5 separate regions of the Homo sapiens genome follow, and regions 2, 3, 4 and 5 are each linked to region 1. Evidence: chromatin loops called from intact Hi-C (ENCODE). Cell type or tissue: endothelial cell of umbilical vein. All regions are shown on one strand. Region 1 has its middle 28 kb from the start of WDFY4. Region 2 overlaps FRMPD2 (FERM and PDZ domain containing 2). Region 3 overlaps ARHGAP22 (Rho GTPase activating protein 22). Region 4 overlaps ARHGAP22 (Rho GTPase activating protein 22). Region 5 overlaps ARHGAP22 (Rho GTPase activating protein 22).

Region 1 (5,000 bases):
CCTCATCCTTAACACTTCCACCTTGGTTACTCCTCACTCACGCAGCATGGTGCTCTGGTTTACCAAAATGTTTGCCAGTTTCTCGGTCATCTCTGCACCCAGCTTCCCGTGCCTCCTTCATAGGTCAGCTCTCTTATTCCAGTTTCCGAGGCCACGCTGCAGGCTGCATTCTCTCCCAGTGTCACCGAGTACCCAGGCCCTGGACAGAGACCCCCTGCCATGGTGCCACGGACTCCACGCCTGCTCCACTGTGGCTCCTCCAGCTGAGGGGGGCTGCCATGTGCAGGAGCCACAGGAGGCTGGCCCAGCCCGAGTGCAGACAGGAAAGGGCACTCCAGGGACGCACTCGGCTCAGCTCCACACCCTCCATGTCCCTGTGGCTCCAATTCATAGTGGGAATAGGGATGGGGCAGCACCTCGTCCATCCCCTTAATCCCCTCCCAGAAAGTACATCCGTTTATTCCGGCCACAGCCTCTGGATCAGAATAGGGGCTTTAGCGTCCCCGTGGTGTAGGCCCCACCTGACCAGGGCTGAGGTCAAAGCATCACCCTCTCTCCTGGGGTGTCAGGGAGCCGCTCCCCAACTCTGGTCCTCACAGACATGTCCCAGTCCGGTGGCCCAGGGCCGGGACCAGGGTGAGGGGAGAGGGGCGCTCATTGCCCCTTAAAATTTGCACCCAAGATAACTCACTTGCCTCACCCTGTTCCCAGCTGTGTACCCACAGAAGCATGTATTTCCTGTGAGTGTTACACAGGTGACTCCCCTGGACGTCCTGAAGCGGACAGAGCCCCTCTTCAGGACATCCTCTGTCCCCGTGCTGGTCATTGCCGCTGGAAAACCCAACAGCTCAAGTAGTGTGCTGAGGGCGCCACCTCGTGGCTTCAACTCTCAACTGCAGACAGGATTACTCTACTTTTGTGAATCAGCTCCAGGTTTCTTCTTCCAGTAATGTGACCCTTTTCAAAAAGAAGGTGGAAACGATCCCTAGGTTCCGGCATTGACTGGCTTAAATATTTAAGCACGTGAAACAACAGATAGCCCTGCAATGCTTATAACAACTAGAAAAAAACAAACAACGTCGCTACGTAAAAACAAAAGTACCCTAAGAACTCTAATTAAACATGATCTGCAGTGTGGTTCTGGCAGAATTTGACCACTGGCGTAGGATGATGGCTCAGTGAGCGGAGATTTCCAGAAGACCCTCTTGGCCAACCTCATTTCCAGGAGCTTCCAAAACACTAGATCCCTAGACACGACCCTAGTTTCATGGAAGCCAGGTAGCTCACTGATGAGGACGGATTCCCAACTGCTGACTAGGGTTGTAGGTCCCCCTCAGCCACCTGGGAGGACAGAGGAAGGGCCCAAAGGGAAGCCACTCCTGGGAGCCTCACCCCACCAGGGTCTAACTAAATATTAAAGGCAGTCGTGTTCGCTGTTCCTTGTCGCCAACTTGATTTTAAACACTCAGGTAAACTCAGGCACTAGGTCACCTGGGAGTATTTGATTATAAGGTGTTCATCCCAATGGCTTATATTTTAATTTATCATGTAAATTTAAATGCAGAATATCTTTCAATGTGTGAGAAACCTGGTTTGAGAAGCAAACACTGCCCTACCTTCTGCTGCTGCTAATGATGGACGAAGCAGAAGACACAAGCACTTCCAGGGCCCCTGCTAAAGGTTGCAGCTGGAACACACCATCCTGGCCATGGGCATGAGCATGGTGTACTTAATGCGAGCTGGGCACTTAGTTAAGTGCTCTGCCTGACTTTCCTCGCTTCATTCTCTAACAGACCCAGGGATTCAGCAGTATTACTATCCTCACTTTATACATGAGGAAGGGGGCTCAGGCTCTCTGAGCCCCCTAGAGACCCGGCTAAGAAGTGTCCGAGGCAGGAGTCAAACTCCATTCTCTGGCTCCTGAGTTCTGTTCTTTCCACCGAAGTTCGTGCCTCCTCCCCCAGCAAGCCTGGAGAGTGAGTGAGCCCTCACCAGGGCACAGACAGAGAAGGTCTGGCACACTCTTTTCAATGGAGCCCCCTATAGCTGTGGAGACTGACGGGGTCCAAGAACAGGACGCTATGACCTTGCTTCTCAGGCGCCCTGAGCTCTGGTGCTGTGGCAGACGTGTGCCTCCTTACCTCTGCCAGCTCCCACTCTCCACCACGGTCACCCTGCCCCACACCCGGGGTCTCCAGGGGCAGGCAGGTTACCACAATGCTTCGGGTGAGTGATGGCCCTGAGGCTGGACTGACCCAGCTCTACCCAAAGGCTGAATCAGGCTCTCCAAGGCTATCAGCCCATGGCTAACCACCCTGCCTTGGTCAAGGACAAGAGTGCAGGTGATTCCAGGTGAACCTTGACGCTGAACCCAGGTGAGCACGAGGCCACTCCACTCTCGGGGAAGGATCTCTCTGCCCAACACAGACTCTGGAAGCCAGTTCAACAAGAGCCACCTGCCTGCTTCCTCTGCTTTGACTTTCAAATGCCAGCCATGCTGCGTGTGGCTCTGGGACCTTGGGGAATGCGCTGACCCTTTGTGACCGTAGTTTCCCAGTCTACGGGCGGTGTAGGCGCCTTGGGAAGTAGCTCCGATCCCCCTCGGCAACCTCAGGGCTCCTCCCCTGCTAGTGATTTCTCCAGCCCCCACTCTCTCCCCATACTTAAGACACAGAACTGGGCCAGCTATGCAGAATTCACCTGCTCCGAGGAAGACTCAGTATAGAAAACCCTCTAAATCCCACACGCCCTGCCAACAGCACAGGGCGCACAGGACGGTGAGCTACAGATGAGGCTCGGGCGAGATGAGGTTGGGTAACCGGAAGCCAGGCGGGAAGGCGCAGCGAGCGGTCCGGGCACGCAGGAGGCCGCCTCCCCGAGGCCCGCCAGGGGGCGCCGTGCACCAGGGCCCAGGAAGTCGCCTCCGCCCGTGGCGCCACCCGCGCTGCCCGGCAGGGGTCAGCCTCGCCCGGCCATCCCCGACCCGGCTGCTGCACCCTTCTGACTCGCTGGGACCGCCCGCTGCGCCGCATCCCCCCCCCCCGCCCCCCCCCCCCCAGAGGCGCCGAGCAGCCGGGAGCTCCGTCCTGCCTGAGGATGCGGGGCCCAGGCTGCATCCCCCCGGCCCTGCTCGCCTGCTCATCACACGGAGGCCGGGGACAGGGTCACGGCCAGGGAGCCTGCGGGGCTAAAGGAGCGGGCCGGGAGCTCAAGAGCTGCCGCCGGGCGGCGAGGAAGGAGCCCCAGGCAGGCCCCGGGCGGCCGAGGCAGGGGAGGAGACGGCTGGCCCTGGTTCCAGGTGAGCAGCCCCGCCCGCTCTGCTGGAGGCCCCGCTTACCACCGGCGGGAGATGCGGGTGCAAGCCCTGGGGCGCACGTGGCCAGGCCACTGCCACGCCCGAGGGACGGGTTTTCGTCGCCACCTCGGCCCTGGTGAACCCTGTGACTGGAGTGCCTCCCAATCCCACCGTGATGCCCACCTCGGGGCGCTGCCAGGTGCCAGGCTAATGCGTGTGATCCACAGTGTGCTGAGAAGTGCTGACTGTCATTGTGAATGTCCGTGGTGGGGTGACGCCCGGGCAGGGTGCACTGGCCTGGTTCCAGAAGACCTGGCCTCTCCAGCTCCCACGGCGCGCCCGTTTGCTGCGTGGCCCATGCTGCTGGCGGCTGCTCCTGGCTGAGTCATTCCAAGACGAGCGTCCAGTCCGCGCTCTCTGCCGCCCTTCCCAGCGCTGCCCGGCAGGCCCCGGGAACTGTGCCCAGCTGTGCCCGCTTAGCTGGTGTATGACCTGCCTTTGAACTTGCTGCAAAGAAAGGTGGGTGAGGGAAAGGCGAGGGCTGGGGTGAGGGACTGGAGAGCAGTCTCCTGTCCCTTCTCCCCCTGAGGTCACTGTCCTCCAGCTGGTGGGCAGAACTCTGTCCCAAAGCCTTCCAAAGGAGAGGCCCACGCTGTAGGACCTTGTCCCCACTATAGGCTGAGGTTGGTAAAGGTCACAGAGGTGGTTCCTGATAAAAATTCCCTAACCAGAGGTCTCCTGATGCAGCGTCCCCCGCCCCCCCCCCCCCCCACACACACACACACATCCACTCTCCATGGTGTGGGTGGAGGTCAGTGAGGAGAAGGGACCTTCCCCGGGCACACACGGGCCAGTTCGTGGGAGGGGCCTGAGACAGGAAGGAGATTGAGTCACCGAGCTGGCCAAGAGGAAAGAGAAGAGAAGAGAAGAGAAGAGAAGAGAAGAGAAGAGAAGAGAAGGAGGGAAGGAAGGAGAAAGAAAGAAAGAAAGAAAGAATGAAAGAAAGAAAGAAAGAAAGAGAAAGAAAGAGAGAGAGGAAGGGAGGAAGGATGGAAGGAAGGAAGGAAGGAGAAAGAGAGAAAGAAAGAGAGAGAGAAACAGAGAGAAAGGGAGAAAGGGAGGAAGGGAGGAGAGAAAAGAAAGAGAAAGAAAGAAAGAAGGAAAGAAAGAGAAAGAAAAGAGAGAGGAAGGAAGGAAGGAAGAAAGAAAGAAAGAAAGAAAGAAAGAAAGAAAGAAAGAAAGAAAGAAAGAAAGTAATCAGCATGTCCAAGGAGAGGAACTAACATTCCCCCTCTCCCTCTGTCTCTCTCTCCCTCTCTCTCCTCTCATACAGCACACACTTAAACACACACACCACACCAGCGGGGCAGTCTCATGTATCTTATCCTTAGGGCAACCTCACTGTGGGCACTGTATTTTGAACCCCTTCTCCCCAACCTTGGTTGCAGTGCCTGGCATCCACTCTAGCAACCACCTCTTTTCCATACCAGCTGAGGTGGCTTTTACGAAGCCAAGCCACCCTATTCCTGGGATGAGACCAGGTTGGCTTTAGCCAATCAGCACATTGCATTGGTTTGGGTGGTTCAGGGATGGGTGAGTGGACCAACCAAGGCCATGAGGCAAGAAGAGATGTTTGGGAGAGTAGGGAGGGGCAGCTTCCCAGCACTTCTGAGAGAGACACTGGAAGATAGGCTCTTTCTTTGTG
Region 2 (5,000 bases), 440 kb after region 1:
ACCTCAGGAAATAAGGAGCATCCTTTCTATATGCAATGCACATTGATATCTCCTATTATATTCTCATTCGTTTTAAAAATGCTGATTATGGGCCCCTAAATTGATTCATAGCTCACCAATTGGTTACAGACTGCGGTTTGAAAACACTTCTCAGACTCTCCCAACATTGTCTTGCTTTCCTCCCGGTACAGCTTCAGAAGGCGCTGCTGTGTCCTGGGGTCTTCAAAGTCCCTGTGTATTCCCTCACCCTGCTGGGTTTTTGTTCACAGCATTTGTCATCATGTGGGATGATGAATTCATTTTATTGGTCATTAGCATAGAAAACACCTGAGGGTAAGGGTGTTTTTGTCTGTTTGGTGTAGCCATTTATCCAGCACCAAAGCAGTACTTGAAGCGCAGGGAGTTTGTTCAAGAGCTGTGAATGAATGGAGTTGAAACTCCCGGACTGGAAGACACTACAGATAACAGTAATCCATCAGAACATCAGCAGCTGGCTTGTCAGGGGACTGTATAGTTCAATTCCCCTCTGTCCCCTCTCCTGGGACTACCCTGGTCCATGGATACTGGAACTTCACTTTCTGCCCCTGACACTGCCCCAGGGAGGCAGTGTCTCAGAGCTGGCCTGGCCCTCTTAACCTCCTCCCTGCCCTTTTGACAATCCCTGTCACTGCTTACCCTTGAACTCCTTCCTGCCCTCAGTACCCAGGCCTGGGGCCCTTTTCATGCCTAGGCCAGCTTCGGGTGGTGCTACATTGGGAAGTCCTGGGAGGAGGGTGCTCTAAGCCAGGAGTGTCCCAGTGAATCAGTTGACATTCTTGCTGTGGCCTCTGGTTCAGTAGCTATATGGCCTTGGCATGTTTTCTCTCTGAGCCTTGGCTTTTTCATCTGCAAAATGGAAAATAATCATCAATCTCTTGCAAAACTGCTGTAAGGGTGAAAGATGGCAATTCATGTGTGGTATCTAGCATGTGACAACTGCTGCTTGCAAGCTTTCCTTCTACCTCCTCCAGCATTATAGTGCTCTGATATAAAATGACACAACTGCTAACCTTCAGTCTGTAGATTCAGATACAGGATGTCAAACCTGAGTTTAACTCTAGCACTTAGAGTTGTTGGGGACAGCAGGCCAGATCCACTGGAGGCAGGTGGGAGTTTGAGTAATAGTCTCTTACTCAGACCTGGAGTCAGTCCAGCAGAGTCTCTTGCCCCAGGGTTCCAGGGGCCCAGACCTGTCTCTATGAGCCTATAATAGTCTAGGTTCTCTAGAGAAACAGAACTGATAAGATATCCATCTATTTATCATCTATCTATCTATCTATCTATCTATCTATCTATCTATCCATCATCTATGTATCTATCATCTGCCTATGTATCTGTCTATTATCTATCTGTCATCTATATGTCTTTCTGTCTGTCTATCTAGAGATGTATTAGAAGGCATTGGCTCATGTGGTTATGTAGGCTGAGAAGCCTCAAGCTGTGTAGTTAGCAGGCTGTAAACCCGGGAGGGCCAATGGTGCAGTTCCAGTCCAAGCCTGAATCCAAAGGCAAGAGAAGAACTGGCATGAAGAGAGTCAGGCAGAGAGGAGCTGCTTCTCTACAGGAGGGTCAGTCTTTTTGTTTAATTCAGTCCTTCAACAGATTGAATGAGGTACATTCACTTTAGGGAGGGCCATCTGCTTTACTCAGTCTATGGATTTAACTGTCAGTCATGTCCAAAAACACCCTCACAGTCACACCCAGAATATTTGACCAAATATCTGGGCACCCCATGGCCCAGTCAAGTTGACACATAAAATGGACCAGCACCAACACTCCATTATGGTGCTTTCCTGTGCCCGTCCAGTTTCTGACTGATCTCACCCTGCTTCTGGCTTAGTGTCATCTCATTCTCCTTCTGCTTCCCCATCCCCAGATCCTGCCAAGCCTTAACCTGTCTAGTGCCCTGAGGACATTTCTGAGGTGCTCTCTGCTGCCCCCATGTGGCCCCCAAAGGCAGACCTTTTTCCTTTCTCACGTATGTAAAGGCCAACAGGTTTACACAAACCCATTCATTTATACAACCACTTAGTCTTAATTTATGGGAGGCCTGCTCTGGGCTTGGCACCATTGAATTCTTAAATCAACCCGGAAAAGCCGGTGCTATTTACATTTGCCATTGAGAAAGTTGTGACTCTGTGAGGTTAGGTAAGCTAGAAAGAGCGCAACCAGGGCTCACTTCACATTGCTTTGCTATATGCCAGGTGCTGCAATGGACACTTCAAAGGTCATTGAGTGAGGCCTCAGAGAGGAGAGCCCCTCTCTGTGTCACTGAATGGGCAAGAGGAGAAGTCTGGCCTGTCCGCTGCCTGAGCCTCGGTGGCTGTGAAGCTGGGTGGGGGCCACCTGTTATATCTGGGAAGACTTAGTGTGGCCTCCTAAGGGGCTTATGTTTTGTTTGATAAATGGTTCTGGTGCTGAAAAAAAATAATTTGGAAACCACTGTTGTGAAAGATTGGGAGCCCCTGAAGAATTTTAAACAGGGAAGCAACATGATTACATTTGCATTTTAAAAAGGGAGACAAAGACAATTTAGTATAAAAATAAATCTCCTTAATCACATCATCACAGCAGAATAACTTTCCTCTGGGTGCATTCTCTCCCTGCCTTGATCACATGCGGGGGTTTTTACACAGTTGTGAACTTCACCACATTCAATTTGCATTCTTTCTCACTCAATGGTACATGTCCTCCGGTGGCCTTCCTAGTGATCCTCTGGATTGGCAGCCTGCCATGCCTTCCCAGTCTTCCTTCACTTCTTCATTCTTGTATTGTGGGGTATTCACCCAGTAGCACCATGTAAGTGATAACTACTATTATTATCATTTAAATTGCGTCTGATTTTTCTGTTTTATAAATGCCATAAAAATAAGTGTACTTGACCGCAGAGCTTTTTCAGTCCCATATGGACTTTTCTCTTGGATATATTCCTACCAGAAGGATCCTGGATCAAAGATCCTAAACACTTAAAAAAAGTTTTAATAGACTTTAATGTTTGGAGAATTTTTAGATTCACAGTAAATTTGAATTGAAAATACAGGGATTTTTCATATATCCCTTGCCCCTCTACATGCACAGCCTTCTCCTACAGACACCATAAAAATCCTGCACCAGAATGTACATTTGTTACAATCAATGAACCTACATTGACACACCATTACCACTGAGAGCTCATAGTTTACACTGAGGTTTACTCTTGATGTTGTACATTCTATGGGTTTTGACAAATGTATAAAGACATGTATCTACCATTATGCTATTGTTGAAGTCAAATAGAATATGGAGATGAATCTCTAAATTTAAAACAATTTATTTGGGAAGCAAGAATTGCAGTTTGGGGTATACTCACAGACTGGGTGGTCTTTGGTGTGTCTCACGAACAGAGAGAACGTTGGGATTTTTATTAGGAATAAAAATGTTATAGTTTTGAAAGAAAACTCATCAGCACTTGAGAAGCTTTTGGGAACTGAAAACTGATTGGTAAGTGACAGTGGGAGGTAAAACAAGTCTTAGAGTCCCAGCAGATCTTTTCGGCAGCTACTAGGTAAAACTGGTCTTAGGGTTACAGCAAGTCCTTTCAGTAGTTGGGCTTATGGAAAAATTTAATTCTTGGAGCAGGTGCTATGTGCCCCGAGTTCATTTTCTTCCTGGCTCCCGGTCTCTGATTTAGTTGGATATGACAAGAATTACTCAATTTGTATAACCAACTTTCAAGTATCTTACAGAGTAATTTCATGGCCCTAAAAATCCTCTGTGCTCCACTTATTTATTTCTCCCTGCCTCCAAACTCCTGATCTTTTTATACTTCCATAGTTTTGCATTTTCCAGAATATCATATAGTTATGATCATACAGTAAGTAGCCTTTACAGACCTACTTCTTTCACCTAGTAATATGCATTTCAGACTCTTCCATGTCTTTTCAAGGCTTGACAGCTCATTTTTTTTTTAGCACTGGACAATATTTCATTGTCTGGATGTAACAGTTTATTTATCCATTCACCCACTGAGGGACATCATTTGCTTCCAAGTTTTGGCAATTATGAATAAGGCTGTTATAAACATCTGTGTGCAGGTTTTTGTGTGGACATAAGTTCTCAACTCCTTTTGGTAATTACCAAGGAGCAAATTGCTCAATCATATGGTAAGCATATGTTTAGTTTTATGAAAAACAACCAAACTGTATTCTAAAATGGCTGTACCATTTTGCAATCCCACCAGCAACGACTGAGAGTTCCTGTTGTTCCACATCCTCACCAGCATGGTGTTGCCAGTGTTCTGGAATTTGGCCATGCTAAGAGCATTCTAAATGCTTTTTTATGCACTAGCCTGCTGAACAATATCTCTCTGTTTGTGGTGGAGCTGAGCTCAAAACCAGCATGGGCCAGCACCAACCTGAGGATTCTTGGTCCATGGCCACATGGGGACATGCTACATCAGGAGTGTGGGAGGTAGTGGACACTGTGCTCTTCTCTTCAGATACCCCACTCAGGCCAACTCATTCACCCCCAGCCCCAGTGAGGCCAGATTCTCCCAGCTCCCACTTGCCTTCCTCATGAGTAACTGCCCTCAACTGGAGGGAAATGGCTTGCCCAGGGTTAGGCTGGGAAAGGCTTCCTGAGACCAGGACATGTTGATCTGGGAATACAAAGGCAGGGTCAGCTTCTCCCTCTGCCTGATCCTGCATTCCTCATTCTGTATAGTGGACCTCAAGATCACTCCTGCATGGACTTCTGCAGACTTTTACCTGCCCCAGAGTCTGTGTTCAGGGAACTCACCATCAAGCAGTGAGTGATTCCACCTGCCACCCTCTCCTGGGGGGATGCAGCCTCAGTCTCCCAAAGAACAGACTTGATGAAGGTGGGCTGGGGGTATCCAGTCTCCCCTTTTCCAGGGGGCTACTCCTTGAACACCTTCATGTGCAGCAATGATGCCAAAGCTAAGACCTCCTTGGTGAGAAGAG
Region 3 (5,000 bases), 130 kb after region 1:
TGTCCCCTAAGGTGCTGGACCCCTCCTTGCAGCTCAGGTCCCACCTCAAAGCATTCTCCTCTGCAGAGTTTTCTTTACCACCCTCGGCAGACTGGCTTTCTGTCCCCTACAGCTCCCGGGGCAACCTCCTATCCCCCGCCCCACATTGGGCCTTGTGTCAGGCATTGAGCTGTGTTCAGTCATCATTTGTACATGAGTGAAGGAAAGAATGATCATTATAGGCTCCCTAAGCTATGCTTGTGGCTAAGATGGTACATTCCCATTTATTCCCTTCCTCTGAGCTACCCAGGGCTGAGCTCACACCTGAGATAGTGCTGTGAGGGTGCCTTGGATATTCTGGGGAGGAGCAATCCAGACTCCTGCATTGGAACTATGGAGGGCAGGTCCTGAGTCTCCTAAGAAAATCCTTGAATGACCTGGGGCATATCTGGGACCAGGGGCTCAGGCTGCACAGGCTTCAGGATCCCAGCAGCAGCAGCACCCCCTAGAAACAGCTTGACATTCTCACCACCCAACTGTGGGTCTCCCAGAGAAATGGAGTAAAGTGGCAGGAAGTAGAGCTCTGGATGAATGGGGCAGCCTCTATCCCATAGAAACTTTGTCCTCAAAGCTGGTGTCCAGCCTCCTCCCAGAGCCCATTGTGCCCACTGGATATCCACCCCCTGGTTCTATCTCTTCTGCCCTGTGCCTGGTGGTGGGCTGGAGGCTGGCCTTCCTGCTGGGAAACATGTCCTAGAGGCTCCCACCTCTGGCCCTTCTTCTGGAGCAAGGCGGCTTGAGCACAGCTAGAGCCTTGCAGCATATGTGATCCTGATGTTTTGGCTAAATTCTAGTTAGTTTGGGGTCATCATCAATTTGGGTGGCAGAGCTATGTTCAGAAAATTTGATTTTTCAGACAAATTCTATGCTAAGTGGGTGCTTTGCCAGTCGCAGCCCATGACTTTAGGCCTAACTAGGGAAAACTACCCATTCTTCTGTTTATTTAACCATTAAACCATCCATCATCCTTCCTTCTGTTCACCTATGGAACACATCCATTCAACCATCCCTCCACCCATCCATCATTCTGTTGACCTATCCACACCTCCATCCAACCAACCATCCATCCACCCATCCATCCATCTATTCACCTATCCACACCTCCATGCAACCATCCATCCACCCATCCATTCATCTATTCATCTATCCACACCTACATCCAATCAACGATCCATCCACCCATCCATTCATGTATTCACCCATCCACACCTCCATTCAACCAACCATCCACCCATCCATCCATCTATTCACCTACCTACACCTCCATCCAAACATCCATTACTCCATCCATCCATCCTTCCACCCATCCATCCATCCATTTACCCATCCATCTGCCCATCCATCCATCCATGCACCCATCCATTCATCCACCCATCCATCTTGGCTCTGCCACTTACTACCTCATTGGTCTTGGGCAAGTCTCTTCACCTTTCTGAACATTAGTTTCTTCCTTTGTAAATTGAATCTCATGGCATCTGCTTCATGCGGTTGTCCTGTGGTTAACTGAGATAACCTTTGTGAGTTGCCTGGCACATGGTGGGAAACACATAGTGAATGTTATTTTCCTTCCCCCTTGAGGAAGGACACACAACTAAAAAACTATAAAAAGACAATGTGTAATTAGGAATTAAAGTGTGTGAAACCAAAGGCAATAAAACAAGAAGCCCCTGCCTTCCTATTTGTCTGCTGAACTGCCTTGGGAGTTGATATTTAAAGCCGCTTTGAAAAGTCGAGTATCCCAAAATATATTTAAACGGTTCAATGGGGACGTTGACCCTTTATAATAGGCTCATTTGAAACGATCCTGCTTTGCTACTTCCTCTCAGAAAGATAAACAAGCGGCCCACAATGGCCGCTGTGATGTTTTCTTTTAAATCTTGCTTTCCAAATGTAGGACTTGGCCGTTGGACAATCACCCGAGGGGCTCACTCCCCGCAGATGCTCTCCCTGAATGCAGGGAGCTCTAGCTTGGAATTCCTGGGGCCTCATTAAGCCCGCTGTGACTAAGTGATCTTGCCTGGTGCTAAAACTGTTTAAAATGACTTGGCAGCAACCAGAAGTCAGGTCTCTCTGTTTTTTCTCAGTTACTCTCTCTTTGTAACCCCCACCTATGTGTCATGAAGTGAAAACATCTTTCTTTCCGGATCTAACGCAGGAAAACCCTTCTCTCTCCCCGAAGCCTCACCCTGGTCTTTCTGAGGAGTTAAAGGAGAGGGAGGGAGGCAGAAATCTGCCCTGCTCTTGTTAATCTCTCCTTTGAATGAAGACTTAACTCCTGGGAAAACCTCTTCCCTGCTCTAAGTCATTCTTTCCTGCCCCCACATTTATTTAACTCTTCTGCTCCGTGCCTTGGGCAGCCTCTGCTTTCCAGCCTGCCCTTGCTGAGATTCTCCTCTGAGACCACCTCTGTTCTCCCCAAATGGAATTGTGGTAGGGAGGGAGGGAGAAAATTCCAGTCAAGTCAAGGCCATCAGAGCTGGACCACAGCCCTGCTTCAGGGTTAGGAACAGATCCTAGGAACTGGGGGGTGACAAAGAACCTTACATGAAGAAGCCTACTCTGTGCCAAACACCTAAAAATATAATTATCTCAATCAAAGTAAATTGATTATTTACTTTAATTACACAATAATACCTGATTATGCTTTCCTTTTACAGAATGAGGCCATTATAAAAAAGCCAAAGTCTCTTGACACCCACTTTACTCCATTCTTCTTCCACCATCTCCCCAAAGGGAACCACTCTTGGTTTCCTGTTTTCCTCCCATATATTTTTCTAAGCCCAAGGGCCTAGAACAGAGCATGGTACAGAGTGAACACTATAGTAATATTTTGTGAGTATGGGTATGTGTCTTACATAAGTGCCATGAATCCGTAAATCTCAAACATTCAGCCATAGCACTCTCCTTTTATATCATATACCATCTTATGAAAATTCCAGTGTACTTGATAATTCTTTCATTTGTTTGTTTGTTTTGAGACAGAATCTCGCTCTGTCACCCAGGCTGGAGTGCAGTGGCCGAATCTCGGCTCACTGCAACCTCTGTCTCCCGAGTTCAAGTGATTATCATGCCTCAGCCTCCCAAGTAGCTGCAATTACAGGTGTGCGCTACCATGCATGGCTAATTTTTGTATTTTTAGTAGAGAAGGGGTTTTGCCATGTTGCCCAGGCAGGTCTCAAACTCCTGGGCTCAAGTGATCCACCTACTTTGGCCTCCTAAAGTACTGGGATTGCAAGCACGAGCCACCATGCCCGGCCGATGATTCTTTTACTGATGAACATTTTGGTGGTTCCAACTTTTTGCAATCACAAGCAAGGCTGCCATGAATAGCCTTCCATAGACTTTCCTGGGCATGTGGGGACACATTTCCATGGGGTGCATACTAAGAAATGAGCTTGCTCCCAAGGCAGCAGCATTTTTAGTTTTAATAAAGCAGCTTCCATGTTACCTTCCAAGGTGATTGCACCGAACACACTCTCATGAAAAAGTGCCCAAATCCTCTCCAAGACTTGATGATGATGATAGCTCACACTTGCAAAACACTTACCTACAGGCCACTTGGGTTCTAAGTCCTTGTATATATCAACTCATTTAATTGACACAACCATCCGGTGAAGCAGTTTCTGTTATCTTCTCTGTTTTATAGGTGGGGAAACTGGGCACAGAGAGAGTTTGAATAACTTAATTCTTAATTTGTGCTAAGTAGCATCTGAACCGGTATCATTTTCCTCACTTTTCAGGTGAGGAAACAGTCTCAGAGGGGAGATGACTTATCCAAAGTCACACAGCTCATAAGTAGCCCGCCAGGTTTGAGGGTAGCCTGGGCAAACACTCCCTCTTCCTACTACTGCACAGTACAGGTGAGCTGGGAAACTGAGAGCTCGGTGGTCCTGAACACCCCCGACAAAGTCACCCTTGAGATGACTGCCCAGAGGATGCTGGTGGGGTTGGGGGCGTCTCCCTTGCACAGCGAGGGCGCCCCTTCTTCCCATTCTGCGCGGGGAGGCCAGGCCGGTGTGGCCCCCCACCCCTGCTTGGCTCCCAGGGAGGCGGAGGCAGCCCCGGCTCCGTGGCGCCCCCTGGCGGCTCCTGGGAGAGCGCGCGGCCCGGCACCCCGGGAGAGTAACGGGCCGTGGGGAGGGCGCCGGCGAGGGCAGGGAGCAGCGCGGGGCCGCCCCGGCGCGCGGAGATAAAAGCGGGCAGTGGCGCGGCGGTCGCGATCTGCGCGTTCTCCTATTGATTAGCAGGGTCTGCCCGGAGGCCGGCATGCCCGCTGCGCGGGGCCGCGGTGGAGTGTGAGGGCCCGGGAGCCGCGGGCCGGCGGTCCCGCGCACCCTGCGCCCAGCTGGGCACTGCCCGTGGGCCGGACCTCGGCCGCGCCGCCCCGGGGCGCAGGCGGCAGGCGGGGAGAGGAGCCGAGCGGCGGGGCCGCGGGCGGCTGCCATGGGGCTGTGCTGCTGCAAGGACTGGAGGGGACACCTGCGAGCGCCCAAAGGTAACTCCGGCGCGCACGTGCGCCCCGCTCCCTGCGGCCGCCGCCAGAGGCTGCCAGCCCCGCCTCGGGGACTCGCCACGGGGTGTCCAGGGCCGCCCGCACCTGCCTCAGCTTTGGAAAGGGCTCAGGTGCGGCTGCTGCTCCTCTGAGTCTCCTAACTTTGGAAGGGGAGGCTCCCCTTCACTCGGGGCGCGGGGGCGCATCCTGGGGCTCCTCGGTCCCCATGTGGGAGTGGGGGTGGGGTCCGGCCCCTGGGCGGGAGTGGGTAGAGCGGAGGGGAGGGTCCGCCCTCCAGGGCCCGGGGCTGGCCGCGGCGCCGGCTGCAGGTCCGCCAAGTCCACGGCCGGGACGGAGGAACCCCCGGCGCCCAGACCCGCTCGCAGGTCTCTGCACCGCGAGCCCGGCGCGCGCCCTGCGCCGCCCCTGCGGCTTAACTGCCGGGAGAGGGACCATTCATTCTCGCCCG
Region 4 (5,000 bases), 210 kb after region 1:
CGCGGGAGGATGCGGAGAGGAGGAACCAGCTGTTGCAGAGGGAAATGGAGGAGTTTTTTTCGACCCTAGGAAGCTTGACTGTTGGGGCAAAAGGTGCCAGGGCCCCAAAGTAAAAGGAATGGCAGAGCTCACTTCTGTACCACGTCTGCTGGTCTCCAGCCTTGTATGGAGTTAGAAGCGTCTGTATCTCTGGAGCAGCCAGGCGCTCTGGAGCCAGCTGGAGAGAGAGAGATCCTGATACCTCTGTGGGGACTGTGGGGACTTTTGGGACCCCACACACTCCAGGTGGGATCAGATGCTGCTCCAACCATGCAGTTCCTGGTGAGGGTCAGAAGGGGACGGTACCAAGAGTAGCGCTTAGCCCTTACCCAGGAAATATCCTTCATGGCCACAGAAATGGAGGGCGCCCAGGATCCAGGCAGCCACCGGGAACAGTCAGCTTTCTTTATTAAATGTGCTCACAAAGCATGGTGCCTTGTTACCTGGCTCATTTTTCATGCCTCGCAATACAGGACACAATACAGGACCACTCCTGTTTCTCCAAGGGCTAGGAGCCCCCTGAGGTATGCCCCTGGGTGGAATAGCACAGGCATTGTGAAGTGGGACGTGAAGCCCCCCAAGGGGCAACAGCCTTGTGCTTTCAGCTGTCTCGTCTGCATGTTCCAGGTGGGATGCCTTTCTTTACTCCCCCCCGCCCCGTAGCCATCTGGACCTCTGCAGCTAGTTTCTGTCTTGGGAGGTCCCCTGGGCTTTCCACCATGGCCCTAGCTCTGCTCCAGGGCCAGAGCCTGAGTGGGCACCCAGCACAGATGCTGTGCTTGGGCGAGGTGTGGGCAAGTGTGGCCACTCTACAGGAGGGCTGAGCCAAGGCCATGGGAAACGTCTGTTCACCGTACTCCAGGTGCCTATGCCTCACTCTGGGCGCCTGCCCAGCTCCCTTCCAGCCCCCGCTTCCCTGCTGTTCACCCCCCTACTCTGGCTTATCCACAGACTTGAAGGCTCCATTAGGGCAAATCCCTCCAGAAAGCCTTTCCCACCCACAGGGCACCCAGGCCAGGCCCAGCTGGAGCTCCTGGACTGTGCTTCAGGAGGCAGCACAGCAGCGCCTCTGGGACCAGCAGTGTCAGACCACTGTCTTCACCTGCTCCCCTCACGGTGTCCTGATGTGTGGCTGGCCCCTTGCTGCCCCTGAGCAGTAACCTGCAGGGGTTTGTTCAGGGAGCAGTGGTCACCAGAGCGCCCAGTTTCTGACCACAGCCTCTAGAAATGTCACTCAGGCCCAACGAGCTCCATCTAGAGTCAGGTATAAATGTTGCCCACATCTGATGCTTTAAATGCCAGGGGCTCAGTGCTCCCAGGAAATGCTGGCTTCCTGCCAGGAAGGCAGGCCCGCAGGGTGAGGCAGGCAGGGCAGCTCCCACAGTGTGGCCAGCTACCCATTGTCTCCAGGCAGCTACCAGGGGCTCGTCCACCAGGAGGCGGGCACCTGCTCAGGGCCCTCAGCAGCATCAAGGTCTGGATGCCGGAGCTCAGGAGGGGCTGGGGAGAGTGGCGTCTGTCTTTGCTCGGCCACTGACACGCGAGCCAGCCGTCTGGGTGATGGGATTTTTCCCTGGTGTTGAGATGCTACCCTCCCCTCTACTCAAGGAGAGAGAAGAGAATAGGAGGTGACTTTGAGTCCTCACAGCAATGCAGTGAAGTAGAAAATTGGCCCTATTATCCATATTCAGAGGAGAAACGGAGGCTTGGAGAAATTGGGTGGGAACAGCAGTGCGTCCTGATGACCCTGTTGAGTTTTCTCGCCACAGCTATGGAATTCTGCTGATTTTTGACCTGGAGAGAAAATGCCACCAGGCTATCAAAGGAGCAGAGGAGACTGAAATGGGTTTCCCATGATGAAAGGAAGCTTGTCTGTCTGTCTCAACCATTAATCCTGGCAAAGGCTTAGGCTCCTGCTGAGTCCCCAGTAGGGATAGGAGCTCATGAATGCCTGAGCCACATCTGCCACCTGTTGGCTAAGTAGGATCTGCAAATGGCATTCTTATCTCAAAATGAATTGGCATGATTATTCAGTTCTGTTCTCCAATCTCTGTGTAACCAGCACTGGGCATCTTATCTGTAAAACATCTGACTTGACTGTCAGGCACACTGAGTGACAGAGGCTGACCTGTCGCGGGGGCTCTAGTATCCCCACCACTACCCACTTCTCTCAATTGAGTTACATTTGCTGAACCTGGTCCCAAACTGACAGATTCCCATTGTACTTGTTATTGTAATTACATCATTTAATATGAAGTAGACTCATGAATTACATGAATTATGAACATGAAAAGGTAGGGAATTGATTCATCGAAACCCTAGAATGCTTTAGACAGACTCAGTAGAGGCACGTTGCTAAAAAATATTGTCAAATTAAGCATGGATGAGTGAAACATGCAATAGCGAGAAATGGGAAGAATCTGGGATTCTGCTCTCAGAATACTTCAACAGTGTCGTAAAACTTGTGTTTGACTTTAAAGAAATACTGGAAATTGTGAATGTCTCACTAAAAAAACAAAGAGTTGTCTTATGTTAAAAGAATAACAAATGAATGCACATGTTCTTTAAAGTTAAAATACAATTTTATGGGTATGTGTGTGTGAGAAACAGAAATAGAAAGAAAAGGAAGATTCCTTGTCTTAATTGGCTTTTGAGTGATGGACCAGGAATGAATCTTATTCCTGAAGGAATTTCGGAATGGAACCCATATATCCATGTTTCCCTGGTCTGTGGGTAAAAATGGAGTCAGTAACAACATTTCCCGGACTCTCTCCTTCTCCTTTTGATGCAGAACCCCAGGCCCCTGCAGAGCCCTCCCAGTATCCTAAGTAATTCTCTCACGGGTGTCTTGAGTTCCTAGCTAAGCAGCTGTGACATTGCCACACACTGCTGCTGTGTCTCCTTACTCCTGCCTCCACCAAGAACCCCCACTTGCACCAGGATTGCCATCCTTTTCTACCAGCCACATTGCTACTACTTCTGTCTCCCAAAGCAAGCCCCGCAACACTTGAGCACAGGGGTCTCACAATGTGTTGCAGTCTGTGAAGAAGTGGGGTAGGGTAGGATGGGGTCATGAAAAGCCTAGCAGGGGCCAGATACTCTGAGGGCCTATCGCCCATGGTGAGAGGTTATTTTTATTCTAAGGGAAATAGGAAAGCATTTGAGAGCTTTACATTAACTCACATGAATTGACTTCCATTTTGATAATGGAAGGGGAAAGAGAAAGCTTTTGAAAGATGGGAACTCTTGAGCATGTCTGTACACTGCTGCGAATGACCCAAATGACAGGGAGAGAGCTGCAGGCAGGTTCATAGGAATGCACAGCGGTCTTTGAGAAGTCCTGAAAAATGCCAAACATGATTACCTTACATAGCATCCCCCAGCTTTTGTGCAGGAGACGTTTTTATTCCCATAAAGCTTCTCAAGCAGAACACAGCAGTTTCCAAGCAAAGACTCCAGAGCCCGCCTGCCCAGATGCGCATCCTGCCCCTGCCGCATGTGACAAGCTGGCTTGATGACCCCACTCCAAGACAGCTAAATCTCTATGCTATCTGGGCATTGGGTCTTAACCCAATGGTTTCATAAATCCCAAGCCCCTGCACTCAGGCCACAGCTGGTTAAAAAGCTCACCAGTTTAGTAAACCAGCAGCAGCTGGCCCAAAATGCCTGGTAGAGACGTGTTTTTCTATAATTATTTCCTCTTTCCCTTCTTTCAGTGAGCTTTTGATAAATGTCTGTCCACTGTGGTAAAAGGAGACAAGGGGCAGGGTCTGTGGTAAAAGGAGACAAGGGACTGAGGAGTAGAGCACTTTTCTGGGCCCAGGCCTGGTGGTGGCTGTGGCAGTGGCCATGGGGATGGGGAGCCTCGGGGTCAGCACGTGGGTTCATTGGTTCAGCTGCACACTGGTGGTGGGTGGGGGTGGGCTTCAGGTTCTAGAATATCTTTTCCTTGTGACACATCAAATCGAGGGAAACAACAGCACTTGGTTCACATCAAACTCTTCTGGGTATGTTTGCCTAGAGACATAGCTGCCATGCCAGGAGACATGAGAGACAGATGCTTGACTTGACGAACCTGTACACCAGGGTGCTGAGCCGAGCCTGGTACCAGTCAGGATGATGGCGGCAGCCAGCACTCACCGAGCACTTGCCACCCCCTGCCCTGCATGCACACGCCAAATCCTCCCAGCAACACTGCCAGGTGACATTAGGCTTCCCACAGGACAGATGACAAAGCACAGCCCCAGAGTTGAGGCACTTGCAGGGAGTGAGGCAGCCAGTGAGGGCAGGATGCTATGTGGGTATTTGGCACCGGAGCCCATGCTCACATCACTATAATATCACAGCGCTGCATGCAGTGTACTCATGTCACACTTTGAGGGCCATGAATGTTGCATTTTCAGAGGACAGAAATGGTGTAAAGGATACGCTCTAGTCATTAGCTTACCCAGCCCACCATTTATGGAACACCTACTTGCCAGGCATTATCTCCAGTAGGACAGGCTCTTCCATCCAGGGGATCCCAGTGTGAGGCATCAAGAGAAGATGAGAACACAGGATGCTGTCAAGTAACAGTAAGAGGCATGGCTCAGCCAGATTGACACTTGTCCGAGGTGACCTAAATTCTCCATCTTGACAAAACTCACCTGGACCCGCAGGACCCAGTAGACCCCAACCTTTCCAGGACCCTGTCTCATAAAAACACATGTGCCTGGCCGGGCGCGGTGGCTCACGCCTGTAATCCCAGCACTTTGGGAGGCTGAGGTGGGTGGATCACGAGGTCAGGAGATTGAGACCATCCTGGCTAACATGGTGAAACCCTGTCTCTACTAAAAATACAAAAAAATTAGCCGGGTGTGGTGGCGGGCACCTGTAGTCCCAGCTACTTGGGAGGCTGAGGCAGGAGAATGGCATGAACCTGGGAGGCGGAGTTTGCAGTGAGCGGAGATCACGTCACTGCA
Region 5 (5,000 bases), 150 kb after region 1:
GAAGTCCCTGGAAATCCGGAGTAGCAGGCACTGAAAGGATGTCACGGCCCCCTCCCTTTATTCAGAGAGCCTCTCCTTTCCAATAACCTTCTGGGAAGGCACTGATAGTGGGGAGGATGGGGCTGTGCGGGGAGGGCCCAGCGAGTCTGGGGGAAATGAGGCTGTGGAGCCCCGGAAGAGGCCAGGGTCACCCAGCATCCTGCCCTGCCTCTGCTGTGAGGCCCCATTGTCCTGGCTGGAGCTCCCAGGCTGGCCCGCCTTCGACTTGAGCATTCATGAGCCTGGCTCTGAGGCCCATTCCAAGTTAGTGCTATTTGTAGAATCTTCTTAAAATACCACAACAGTGTCATTCATGGAGCGTCTGCACAGCCATCGATGGTAGACATCAGAACAAAGCTCCGCTGTGCCTGGCATCCTGTTCTGGCCTCTGCTGGAGGTGTCCCCTCTGCTCCACTGACTGGGGATGTTGGTGTCCTCCCTGTCCTGGGTGCTCCTGAGCGATGCCCCATGGGGTCCAGCAGAGACTCTGGTCCCCCACGCTGGCCAGGAGCACATCCTGCGCCAGGCTCGCCAGCTGAGTGCAGGATGGCATGCTGCACTCTGCAGGTGAGACCACTGCCCTTCTCATGGCTGTCCCCACACCCCCAGCTCTGACGTCAGACTTCAGCCCAGAGCCTGCTCAGCTACAGTTGGGTGGACTGACAATGAGCAAAGAATAACAGGGGGAACCCAGGAGAATAAAGCCTTTAGCATTCAGTTTCAGAGCCGCGGGCATTCTCTGCCTTCCCCTGTGGGCAGACCTCTGTTTCCCATTAGATAACAGTGGTATCCTCACCAACTGCATCTCTCTCCCCTGCCCCAGTGGTACCCACAAGGCATCCTTAGGAACGCTTGCTTCTGGCATGTTGATTGGTGTCACTGTTAGTTAGCAATGCATTTTGTGGTACCTGGGATAAGTGGAGCAGTTTCAGGGCTTTCCCAGCTTCTGGACCTGTCAGAGCCTTTGCTATGTGAATGTACCCTGCCCTGGGCAGTGCCTCCCATACAATTTACCCTCAGGCCCTTCCTCACACAGCTGCCTGGCTGGGCAGCCTGCTTTGGCCTTCCCTGGCCCTGCAGGATGCGGGTGTGGCTAGAGCTCCTGGCAGTGGGCCCATCTGTTCAAAGGGTTTGATGACTTCCCATTTTTTTGTCTTTTCCCATGGATCCCTACCCATGAGTTGCATAGGCAGCCAGACATGGCTCCAAAAGGAGGTGACTTTGCTGGTCCTGGCCCATGCCTGAAGACAAGGGCCTGCAGTGGGCCTCACAGTGGATCTGGGAGTGGCTGATGGGACCCCCTCCCGGGTGGGAAAGGCTTAGGCAGCCAGGACACAGCAGCCCTTGCTGGGCAGCCATGCCAGCCGCACTGAAGTGGAGTTTTGAGTTTTCTAAAAGTATAGCCACTTGTCGTCAGCAGGTCCCCAACATGTCCCCAGTAACAGCTGGTCATGAGGCACACATGGCCGCTACCTGAGCAGTGGTGAGGCTGTTATACCCAACTGCAGCAGGAAAAGTGACCTTTGATGGGGAAGTTCTGCCTGGGAGTCCAAATATGCCTGGGGTGAAAGCTGGGCCAGAGGCTGAAGTCCCACAGGTGGTTTTGGGATTCTCAAAGCATTACCATGTAATGAACAAAACCCGCCTCAGTAAGGAGAGTGGCCACCCCAGCCTTTGAGCCCTGACACTTGGAGTCTGACCATCCCAGTGGAAGGCAGGGATGGCCCGAGAAGCAGGTGCCTCCAAGACAAGCAGGTCCACATGACTCAGCAGCTACAGGGCTTCAGGCAAGGGACTTGGCATTTCTATGTTCAGATCCCCCCCCACCCCCACCCCCACCCCACCCCCACCCCCCAGTATTTCCGAGCCTCAGTTGCTCACGGTGTAATTACTGTGTCTGGCTGAGTGGGGGCTGTTACTGGTGGCTTCCTATCCTTAAGCGAATTACAAAGTAAATGGGAGGTTTTGTGATTTCTTTAGCCTGTGGCCGCCCCCACTTGAGGTTGTGAGCAAATTCGGGATTGACTGCTTGTTGTCCTGGTGTCCTCAGCACATGGATACATGGGTGGAGACTGTCCCATGAGGACACATGAAACTGCTCACAGGTGCCACTTTGTGGGAGAGGACCCAGCACACAGAGGTGTGGGGCAGGAGGGAGACTGACTTTTCACTTTTCACTCTGTGTGCCTGCACGGTTGACTTTTATGTTGATGTTGCTCACCCTTTCCCCAAAAGGCTAACCTTTCTGAGTCCTGGCATTTCCTGTTTCTTCTCTTGCTGTCAGCCATCACCTCCTGATGTCAGCATGGCTGCCTCTGTCAGCTCTCCCAATCCTTTTTTAACTGCCTGTTCTAATTTACGCATATCATAAAGCAGTGAACTGCACTTGCTAGAAATGTATGCAAAGTAAGAGTCAGCAAGCCCCAAGTAAGGCCCTCGAAGGTCAGTCGTTTGGCTCATAGGGGACCTTCACCTGTTTGGCCTTTCCCAATCATTGTTTTGCGTGTCCTTGGACTCTAGATGGATGAGGTTGACAGATGGGTGATTTCTAGATAAACCAGGTGTTACTGTGATGCTCTGTGTATGGAAGGGACAGGAGTCACCCTGGGTCTGGCAGCTTTTCTGGCTCTGCAAGTTCACATGTGGATGGCTAAGATGATGATGGTGCTTGGGAACAAGGTCATTTTTTAGCGTGTTTTCCAAAATTAGTGCTGAACCCTATCTTGCTGGGGTACTGGTGGGGGGCGTGGGAGGCCCTGAGAGGCTGGAGGAGTTCAGGTTTTGCTCCCCAGCCCTGTGAGCTTTGCCAAGGGGAATAGCGCTGAACTAAGAGTCTAGCAGACAAAGCATAAAATCCTAGCTCTGGCCTTCTTGCTTGAGCAGTTTCCTTCTGCAGAAAATGGAAAAATAAGACCTTCCTGAAGGTTGTCTACAGGCTTGAATGCGAGAACATCTAGGCCCTCGTGTCACATAACTCTAGGGGCACCATTCACATAAGCTACCATGTTGCCTCCAGAGGGCACCATTGATTTAGACTACAGTGAGAGTGGCTGCCTTGGTGGGGGCGCATGCACTTAGACTACCATGTGAATGGCTGCCTCCTGGTGTTGTGCTAGGGAATGGTGCTGGATGACAGTGAACCTGTGAAACTTCTATCCTAGCACTAGCAAGGGTACTTCTTACGTGTCTGGATGCTTATACCTGGCCTCCAGGAAGGAGGCAGCTTATGAAAATAGTACAGTCATGTGCCACATCATGACGTTTAAGTCAATAGATTGCATATGTGACAGTGATCCTATTATAGTATTGTATTTTCATGGTACCTTTTCTCTATGTTTAGATACATGAATACTTCCCACCGTGTTATTATTGCCTGCAGTATTCCACACAGTCTCATGCTGTGCAGGTTTGTACTGTAGGAGCAATGGGCTGTACCATAGAGCTTGGGTGTGCAGTACCTGTACTGTCTAGGTTTGTGTGAGCACACTCTGTGGGGTTTGCACAATGGCAAAATTGCTTAATGACATATTTCTCAGAACGTATCCCTGTCACTAAGCGGTGCCTGACTATATGTTGTTTTTATAAGAACCTAAAGAACTTGAGTGAAAAAGAGTGGGAAGGACATTTGCTGAGGCCCTGAGGTCCCACCCAGCTGCCGAGGAGGGCCCACTGCTGCCTGACCTTACAGGAACTCCTCGTGAAGAGGGAAGGAGCGTCGGTGAGAGATACGTGGTGGCCAAATCAAATTAGGGAAGTTTCTCACATGCCTATAGATTTTGTGGTTCAACAAATGTCTGCGTGACTAGCCAGAGAGGGGGCAGAACTGGGATACGGAGTATTGGGCCGGTAGAACACGGGTGTGGAGAGCCACAGGCCCTGGCAGCCTCTGCCATTTGTCAAGCCACTTTCCCTTGGGCTGCAGCTTCTCCAACCAGCCCTTACAGGCTCCTTACAGGCCTTGGCTACATCTCCAGCATGCCTCCACCAGGCAGCCCTCCTGGCCTACCCCTCTCTCCATCCCAGCCAGGAGAAGCCGTCTGAACACACCTCTAGGGAGGCAAAAATCCTCCCAGGGGATCCCCATCCACCCATCCTAGGTTTCCAGGAAGGAACTGGGAATGGCCAGCCAGGTCCTGCCCCAACCACAAGGAGGAGTTCTGGAGCCACCTCCAGCCTGGCTCTGGGAGGTTTTGTGATGCAGAATTGGGGATGGGGCTCGGTGGCAGGAGAGCAGACAGCCTGGCAGGACAGCCAGGAGAGCAGAGTCAGGCGCACGGGACTCCTGCATCTGTATTTTTGGAGCTGCTGGACGTGGTCTCATGGTGGGGATGGATTAGGGGAGTGGGATGGGAGTGGGGCGATGCCACCAGCATATTTTGTTTGATGCTTACAATTACAGACTGATTTTTATTTATTTATTATATTTAGTCTAAAGTGTACAGTTTCCCAAGGCGGGCAGATCACCTAAATCAGGAGTTCGAGACCAGCCTGGCCAATATGGTGAAACCTCATCTCTATTAAAAAATACAAAAATTAGCTGGGCGTGGTGACAGCCACCTGTAATCCCAGCTACTCAGGAAGCTGAGGCAGGAGAATCGCTTGAATCCAGAAGGCGGAGGTTGGAGTGAGCCGAGATTGTGCCACTGCATGCCAGCCTGGGCAATAGAGCGAGACTTTGTCTTAAAAAATAATAGTAATAATAAAATGTAGTTTCTGGAGACAGAGAAAGCAGGGTGTGGTGGGACTTGGGGCACCCCCTCTCCCCATTGCTTGCTTGGGCCCCTCTGCCTGCCTAGGCTCCACTCACACCCAGGTGCTTGAACCCCATGCTCTCAAATTTCCTCTCAATTCATCACTACCGGGACTCTTCCCACCCCCTCTCTCAGCTCACCCCCAACTTATGAGCAAGTTCTGCTGAGTCTCAGATCCAGATAGGCACTGAGCCTGGGTGCCTGTCACCA

Evidence for each region. A loop is a pair of places that touch in the nucleus more often than their neighbours do. Peaks named below come from ENCODE experiments on the same cell type or tissue, not always from the same donor. Only the 100,000 strongest peaks of a DNase experiment are listed, where the experiment ranks them.
Region 2: a loop joins it to region 1, with 15 times the contacts of the local background. A loop is called at or near these places in 3 of 110 quality-filtered maps.
Region 3: a loop joins it to region 1, with 9 times the contacts of the local background. A loop is called at or near these places in 4 of 110 quality-filtered maps.
Region 4: a loop joins it to region 1, with 16 times the contacts of the local background. A loop is called at or near these places in 15 of 110 quality-filtered maps.
Region 5: a loop joins it to region 1, with 13 times the contacts of the local background. A loop is called at or near these places in 2 of 110 quality-filtered maps.

The regions. Positions count from the first base shown.
Region 1 is chr10:48,654,323-48,659,322 of GRCh38, reverse strand. It overlaps a transcript of ARHGAP22 not described here. Among named protein-coding and RNA genes, the nearest start is that of WDFY4, 28 kb to the left of the region's middle. RefSeq lists an enhancer at 2,448-2,517 and a silencer at 2,768-3,357. In endothelial cell of umbilical vein, CTCF peaks have their summits at 888 (motif pointing left) and 2,902 (motif pointing right); DNase peaks (open chromatin) are centred at 862, 2,892, 3,732 and 4,132; H3K4me3 peaks cover 1,472 bases; H3K27ac peaks cover 994 bases.
Region 2 is chr10:48,212,631-48,217,630 of GRCh38, reverse strand. All of the region lies in intron 12 of FRMPD2 (FERM and PDZ domain containing 2), which reads left to right. Among named protein-coding and RNA genes, the nearest start is that of FRMPD2, 60 kb to the left of the region's middle. In endothelial cell of umbilical vein, a CTCF peak has its summit at 1,985 (motif pointing left); a DNase peak (open chromatin) is centred at 1,970; H3K27me3 peaks cover 327 bases.
Region 3 is chr10:48,523,587-48,528,586 of GRCh38, reverse strand. All of the region lies in intron 3 of ARHGAP22 (Rho GTPase activating protein 22), which reads left to right. Among named protein-coding and RNA genes, the nearest start is that of ARHGAP22-IT1, 14 kb to the right of the region's middle. RefSeq lists a silencer at 4,112-4,191. In endothelial cell of umbilical vein, a CTCF peak has its summit at 4,100 (motif pointing left); a DNase peak (open chromatin) is centred at 2,126; H3K4me3 peaks cover 1,097 bases; H3K27ac peaks cover 1,236 bases.
Region 4 is chr10:48,441,504-48,446,503 of GRCh38, reverse strand. It overlaps ARHGAP22 (Rho GTPase activating protein 22), which reads left to right. Exons shown (of 10, transcript NM_021226.4): 10 at 1-468. The coding sequence ends at 113. Among named protein-coding and RNA genes, the nearest start is that of ARHGAP22-IT1, 68 kb to the left of the region's middle. RefSeq lists an enhancer at 435-1,336 and a silencer at 1,884-2,178. In endothelial cell of umbilical vein, a CTCF peak has its summit at 2,018 (motif pointing left); a DNase peak (open chromatin) is centred at 2,003.
Region 5 is chr10:48,504,793-48,509,792 of GRCh38, reverse strand. The region is part of intron 3 of ARHGAP22 (Rho GTPase activating protein 22); the gene reads left to right. Among named protein-coding and RNA genes, the nearest start is that of ARHGAP22-IT1, 4.3 kb to the left of the region's middle. RefSeq lists an enhancer at 838-1,823. In endothelial cell of umbilical vein, a CTCF peak has its summit at 3,063 (motif pointing right); a DNase peak (open chromatin) is centred at 3,082.